2 separate regions of the Homo sapiens genome follow, and region 1 is linked to region 2. Evidence: chromatin loops called from intact Hi-C (ENCODE). Cell type or tissue: spleen. All regions are shown on one strand. Each heading gives the region's core, and the rest is flanking DNA. Links, peaks and the distances in the headings are about the cores only.

The links. Hi-C counts contacts between places; a loop is a spot of excess contacts. Peaks named below come from ENCODE experiments on the same cell type or tissue, not always from the same donor. Only the 100,000 strongest peaks of a DNase experiment are listed, where the experiment ranks them.
Region 1: it touches region 2 in a loop (6-fold over the local background); 104 of 110 quality-filtered maps call a loop at or near these places.

Annotation. Positions count from the first base shown.
Region 1 is chr17:74,864,083-74,866,964 of GRCh38, reverse strand. FDXR (ferredoxin reductase) reads left to right here. Exons shown (of 12, transcript NM_024417.5): 3 at 89-181; 4 at 397-519; 5 at 721-834; 6 at 1,145-1,246; 7 at 2,034-2,141; 8 at 2,401-2,485; 9 at 2,618-2,817. Among named protein-coding and RNA genes, the nearest start is that of GRIN2C, 5.6 kb to the right of the region's middle. In spleen, for the core only: CTCF peaks have their summits at 1,671 and 1,872 (motif pointing right); a DNase peak (open chromatin) is centred at 1,914; H3K27me3 peaks cover 768 bases.
Region 2 is chr17:74,790,192-74,793,087 of GRCh38, reverse strand. SLC38A12 (solute carrier family 38 member 12) reads right to left here. Exons shown (of 10, transcript NM_017728.4): 5 at 2,792-2,888; 6 at 2,052-2,132. Among named protein-coding and RNA genes, the nearest start is that of SLC38A12, 15 kb to the right of the region's middle. In spleen, for the core only: a CTCF peak has its summit at 1,447 (motif pointing left); a DNase peak (open chromatin) is centred at 1,437; H3K27ac peaks cover 299 bases.

The sequences.
Region 1 (2,882 bases), core at 383-2,882, 74 kb before region 2:
TCCTGCTCTGTCTGGGGAAGGGGAGGACCTGGGGGCGTCCCAGCCTCTCTCTCTCGGCCCCACCAGCTGCCACCCTGTTCCCCAGCAGCACCCCCAGGCCCACGTGGACATCTACGAGAAACAGCCTGTGCCCTTTGGCCTGGTGCGCTTTGGTGTGGCGCCTGATCACCCCGAGGTGAAGGTGGGTGTCTCTGGGCCTGGAGGCTGGGGTTTGGAGACTTTGGTCAAGATGAGGAGGGCAGGGAGGCTCCCTGGCTGGATGACAGGACTTCATGCCGTCTGTGCCCATGCCACCCAGCTTCCCTCCTGGGGACACAGAGTGGTGAGGGTGGTGCAGACTTGGTCCCTGGAGCTGCCTTACCCTCTAACCCCTCCCATTCCCGGGGGACCTGGCAGAATGTCATCAACACATTTACCCAGACGGCCCATTCTGGCCGCTGTGCCTTCTGGGGCAACGTGGAGGTGGGCAGGGACGTGACGGTGCCGGAGCTGCAGGAGGCCTACCACGCTGTGGTGCTGGTGAGTGCAGCTAGGCCCTGGCTTGGGGAGGCAGGGGCTGCAGAAGGAGGCCGGTGGCTCGGGGTGGAAGGCAGCAGGGGTGAGGCCAGGATGCAAGCTGCTGAGAAGCTGGAAGGAGGCCGCTGGGAGCCTGGGGGGCTGCCCGGCCTATCAGTGCTGGTGCTGAAGGCTGTGGGTCTCGGGCCTGCCATCTTTCATCAGAGCTACGGGGCAGAGGACCATCGGGCCCTGGAAATTCCTGGTGAGGAGCTGCCAGGTGTGTGCTCCGCCCGGGCCTTCGTGGGCTGGTACAACGGGCTTCCTGAGAACCAGGAGGTGAGTATGGGGAGCACGCCCGCTGCCTCTTCCTCCCCGCCCCTCAGCCCTTGGATGCCAGACCTGGGGGAAGAGGGAGCTGCCATCCAGTGGCGAGCTGTGACATTGTGCTGACTGAGGCGGGAGGCCAGCTGTGGAGGGCCTCGGGGGAGAGCTGGGTCCAGGTGGGGGAGGAGGGACCAGAGTTGTGGACTTTCCCGGTGTGGGGAAGCCCCAGGGCACAGTGGGGACCAGGCATGAGGCACCTGCAGACTGAGATGAACTGAGTGGAGCGAGGCTGGGGGACCCTATCAAGACCTTTCCCCTCCAGCTGGAGCCAGACCTGAGCTGTGACACAGCCGTGATTCTGGGGCAGGGGAACGTGGCTCTGGACGTGGCCCGCATCCTACTGACCCCACCTGAGCACCTGGAGGTGAGTGGTAGGTCAGGGCTGGCGGGGTTGGAGGTGGGGTCACCCTGAGGAGAGAGTGCCCTTGTCTGCAGGGTTCAGGCCTTACCTCTCCAAGCTGGGCTCAGTGCCTCTGTTTCCCCGTGGTGCCCAGGCAGAGGCTCTCTGAAGGGCAGTGCCATGAGCTTCCTCTTCTACCATTTTCCCTTCACTTTCTGCACTCCAGCTAAGTGGCGTTTTTCTCTTACTCTTCAGTAAGCCACATCCCCTGCTTGGATCATCCCCACTCACCTCCCACCAGTTAACAGTTAAAGTTCATCTTTGAGATCTTGGCTCGGTTGTCCCTTCCTCCAGGACTTCCCTGAATTGGTCCACTCCCCCATCGTGCCTCCTCCCATAGACCTGTCTACTTCTGTTTCACCGCATATCATCGCCACAGCAATTTTACACACATTGATGAGTATTTGATGAGTATTTCTCTCCCCAGCAGATCACAAGCTCTGAGAGGGCCTGCTCCTTGTCTCTTTTCCTCACCATTGACCACCCCGCCCCTCCAAGCTCTTTGCATGGGGGTGAGCACATGGTAGAGGCCCACTACATACTTGTTGAATGAAAGTGTGGGCCTGGTGTGCTATTAGTTGGAGCCATTTGCAGAGTTGGCAGCAATGCTCCATCTGGCCACCAGGGGGGAGCAGTGGCGCAATTTTGAGCCGCCAGCCTTCTCCAGGCCCACGGTGGGGACATGACCAAATGGAGAGTCCCCTTTCCTCGGTCAGTGTCTGATGACTCCAAGGCCCTCCTTTTGTGCCAGAGAACGGACATCACGAAGGCAGCCCTGGGTGTACTGAGGCAGAGTCGAGTGAAGACAGTGTGGCTAGTGGGCCGGCGTGGACCCCTGCAAGTGGCCTTCACCATTAAGGTGCTGGGGCCAGAGTGGGAGGAGCCAGGGTTCCAGGTGGAGGGGGCCTCTCCTTAAGGGGTTGGGGTGGGGCAGAGCCCCTGGGAGTAGCTGCTGCCTGGGATGGAAGAAGGGGAGCAGTCAGGGCCCCGGGGGCCCTGTGCCTTTGGGGAGGAGGCGGGTGGTGGTCTCTCCTGCCTGGGCTGGACCCTGGGGTGGGCTCAGGTGGACTGTGTTCTGGGCCTGACCTCCTCCCCCATTCCCTGCTCCCACCTTCAAGGAGCTTCGGGAGATGATTCAGTTACCGGGAGCCCGGCCCATTTTGGATCCTGTGGATTTCTTGGGTCTCCAGGACAAGATCAAGGGTGAGGGGCCCTGGCCTGGCCCCCCAACTACTAGGGAGAGGGTGGCCTAGGTCAGAGAGGGATTGGGGAAGGGCATGCAGGGAGAGGGCCGGGGCCCAGGGACAGCCTGGAGACATTCTACGTTGCTGACAGAGGTCCCCCGCCCGAGGAAGCGGCTGACGGAACTGCTGCTTCGAACGGCCACAGAGAAGCCAGGGCCGGCGGAAGCTGCCCGCCAGGCATCGGCCTCCCGTGCCTGGGGCCTCCGCTTTTTCCGAAGCCCCCAGCAGGTGCTGCCCTCACCAGATGGGCGGCGGGCAGCAGGTGTCCGCCTAGCAGTCACTAGACTGGAGGTGAGTCTCATGTTTCCCAAAGACACCCCCTTCCCAGGCCTCTGCCACCCGCCTGGTGTTGCCCA
Region 2 (2,896 bases), core at 224-2,723:
CTGTAGTGGGGGGCAAAAAAGGCAAAACTGCTGTTTGCTAGAATTCTTAAAGAAATCAGGGCAGACTGCACAACATGAAAATGAGAAAGGAGGTTTAAAAGCATGCGTCTTCCTTCCAATGTGCACTTTATTTTAAAGCTTGCATTTGGAAGGGGACTTTGCGTTGCTGCCAGGAGGAAACGCTTATGCTTGCTCAGGCTGGTGAGACGGGAGGGATGGAAATGGAACAAAGGAGAAGCACAGATGCGGGCTGAACCTGACCAGTTGGTTTTGCTGAATTCTGAAATCCCTCTGTGAGGCCGGTCCAGCAGGGAGGGTGAACCAGGCCCTAGGGCGGCCTTTGGCTGATAATCACATCGCCCTGCCTAAATGCTTAACGTCCTAAAAAGCAGTCAAAGAGATTCTAGTTCCTACAGTCCCCCCGGCTCTAAGTTAAGTGCAGCCACATTTAAGACTAGAAAGAACTGGTAGGGCAGCCCACTCGACAAACGGGGCTTTGACAAAGGGGCAGAAAATCTTCGAAGACAGTTGCAAGGGGAAGGATGAACTGAGAATGTGACTGACTCTCAATGAAATGGAAATAAACAGGTCTGGGCATTAAAAACTAAACTCTTTTTTCTGGTTTTCTTTTTTTTTTGAGACAAGGTCCTACTCTGCAGCCCAGACTGGAGGGCAGTGGTGTGATCTCGGCTCACTGCAACCTCCGCCTCCCAGGTTCAAGTGATTCTTGTGCTTCAGCCTCTGGAGTAGCTGGGACCACAGGTGTGCACCACCACGCCCAGCTAATTTTCATATTTTTACTTGAGATGGGGTTTCACCATGTTGGCCAGGCTGGTCTCCAACTCCTGGTCTCAAGTGATCCGCCTGCCTCGGCCTCCCAAAGTGCTGGGATTATAGGCATAAGCCACCATGCCTGGCCATTAAATTCTTTTTTTTTTTTTTGAGACGGAGTCTCGCTCTGTAGCCCAGGCTGGAGTGCAGTGGCGCGATCTTGGCTCACTGCAAGCTCCGCCTCCAGGATTCATGCCATTCTCCTGCCTCAGCCTCCCGAGTAGCTGGGACTACAGGCGCCTGCCACCATGCCCGGCTAATTTTTTGTATTTTTAGTAGAGACAGGGTTTCACCGTGTTAGCCAGGATGGTCTCGATCTCCTCACCTCGTGAGCCGCCTGCCTCGGCCTCCCAAAGTGCTGGGATTACAGGAGTTAGCCACCGTGCCCGGCCCACTAAACTCTTAAATAGCTCATCTTCCAAAAGAACCAGATTTGCCATGGAGATATAAGATGTCGCTGGCACACCCAACAACTCAACCCCAGAGTTGGGTGGCTCCCTTATGGTTGCAGCCAGATCCCAGGAAGGAGCAGGTTCACCAGCACACTTCAGGGCTCCGGTCTCACTCAGCAAGCCTGGGTGTGGGCTCCTAGCGCCCTCTGCCGGCCACTGGGAAGCCACGCCCAGGCGTGCGCATAGCAGATTCTAGCGCTGTCAGAAGGTGTTATTCTAGACAGAATCGGCCAGAAGAGGGCAAGGTCAGAGGCAATCAAGCAGGAGGTGCAAAACCATCAACCGGCCTCCATCAACTTCCTTTGCAGGAAAAGGAAAAAGCTTATTTTGTAGCTGCCTCAGGTTCCTGACCTCCACTGGAGTAGCTGCCTGGGGTTCCTGACCCTCACTGGAGTAGCTGCCTGGGGTTCCTGAACCTCACTGGAGTAGCTGCCTGGGGTTCCTGACCTCCGCTGGAGTAGCTGCCTGGGGTTCCTGACCCTCACTGGAGTAGCTGCCTGGGGTTCCTGACCCTGGCTGGAGTAGCTGCCTGGGGTTCCTGACTTCCGCTAGAGAAGCGGCCTCTTTGTTTTTAATGCCCGCAGACAGGGAGGAATCCAGGAAAACAGGTCAGCAAGGTGGCTTCTCAGGTGCTGAGGGAGCAGCTCTACCACCTGCTCTGCCCCATGGTCTGGCTGTCAGGGTGGAGCCCTCATTACAAGGGTGCAGGCCTGCAGGGAAGCACCAGCTCCCCGTTTCCCCACACCCCACCCCCAAAAGAACTTCTACCTTTATTGAAGAACATGGAGGCCATTTGTCCCATTTCCACCCGGTCTGTGATTTCAAACGGGTTGGGAGATCCACGTCTCTCTGCAGAGCCAAAAGAACAAGGAAGAGGAAGTGGTTCTTCACGTGGAGAGCTTCAGAGGGTGGTGAGGACCTCACTGAATTATCTAAACCATGAAATCCCCAAGTGTCCAAACTCGAGAAAACTTTTCCTAATGTTTCCTGCTTGACATGGTTTAACACAGTCTTTTTTTTTTTTTTTTTTTTAAGGGAATTCAGAGATGCTCCTGCTGGGGTGAAAGGGAGAGCAGGCGTCAGAGCCTAACCCAGCCGACCAGGGAGGAGACAGCAAGGCAGGGGCATGTATGAACATGAGGGCACAAGGCAGGAGGAAGAAGAGATGCCACAGAACGACATCTACTTGAGCTTCCAGGGTGCACCAGGCAAGGAACCAGGCATTTAATCATCTCAGTAACAGGAAGGGGTATGGGGGGAAACTGAGGTGCACAGGTCAAGGAACTTACCAAGCTGCAAATCTGAGTAGTGGCCAAGCCAGCAGGGGCCAGGCCTGTGCCCAGGACTGAAACCCTGTGCTCTTTTGAGTCTACCACAGGGCCTGCCTCAGAACCCAGGGGCAGGAAATGCCAGAATCTGCGGGGAGCCTCTCCAGGGCCCTCTCCATGAAGAAAGGGAACCCTGTGGCCCGGAGGGAAGTGCGGGCCCGCGAGAACCCCAAGACTTACGCACAGACAGGATGGGCCGCTTCTCTGCCCGCTCGTAGTTGTCCCGGATGAGAACATCGCTGTCTGAGGCTGTGGAGGAGTCGTCATCTTCCTCCTCCTGGGAGC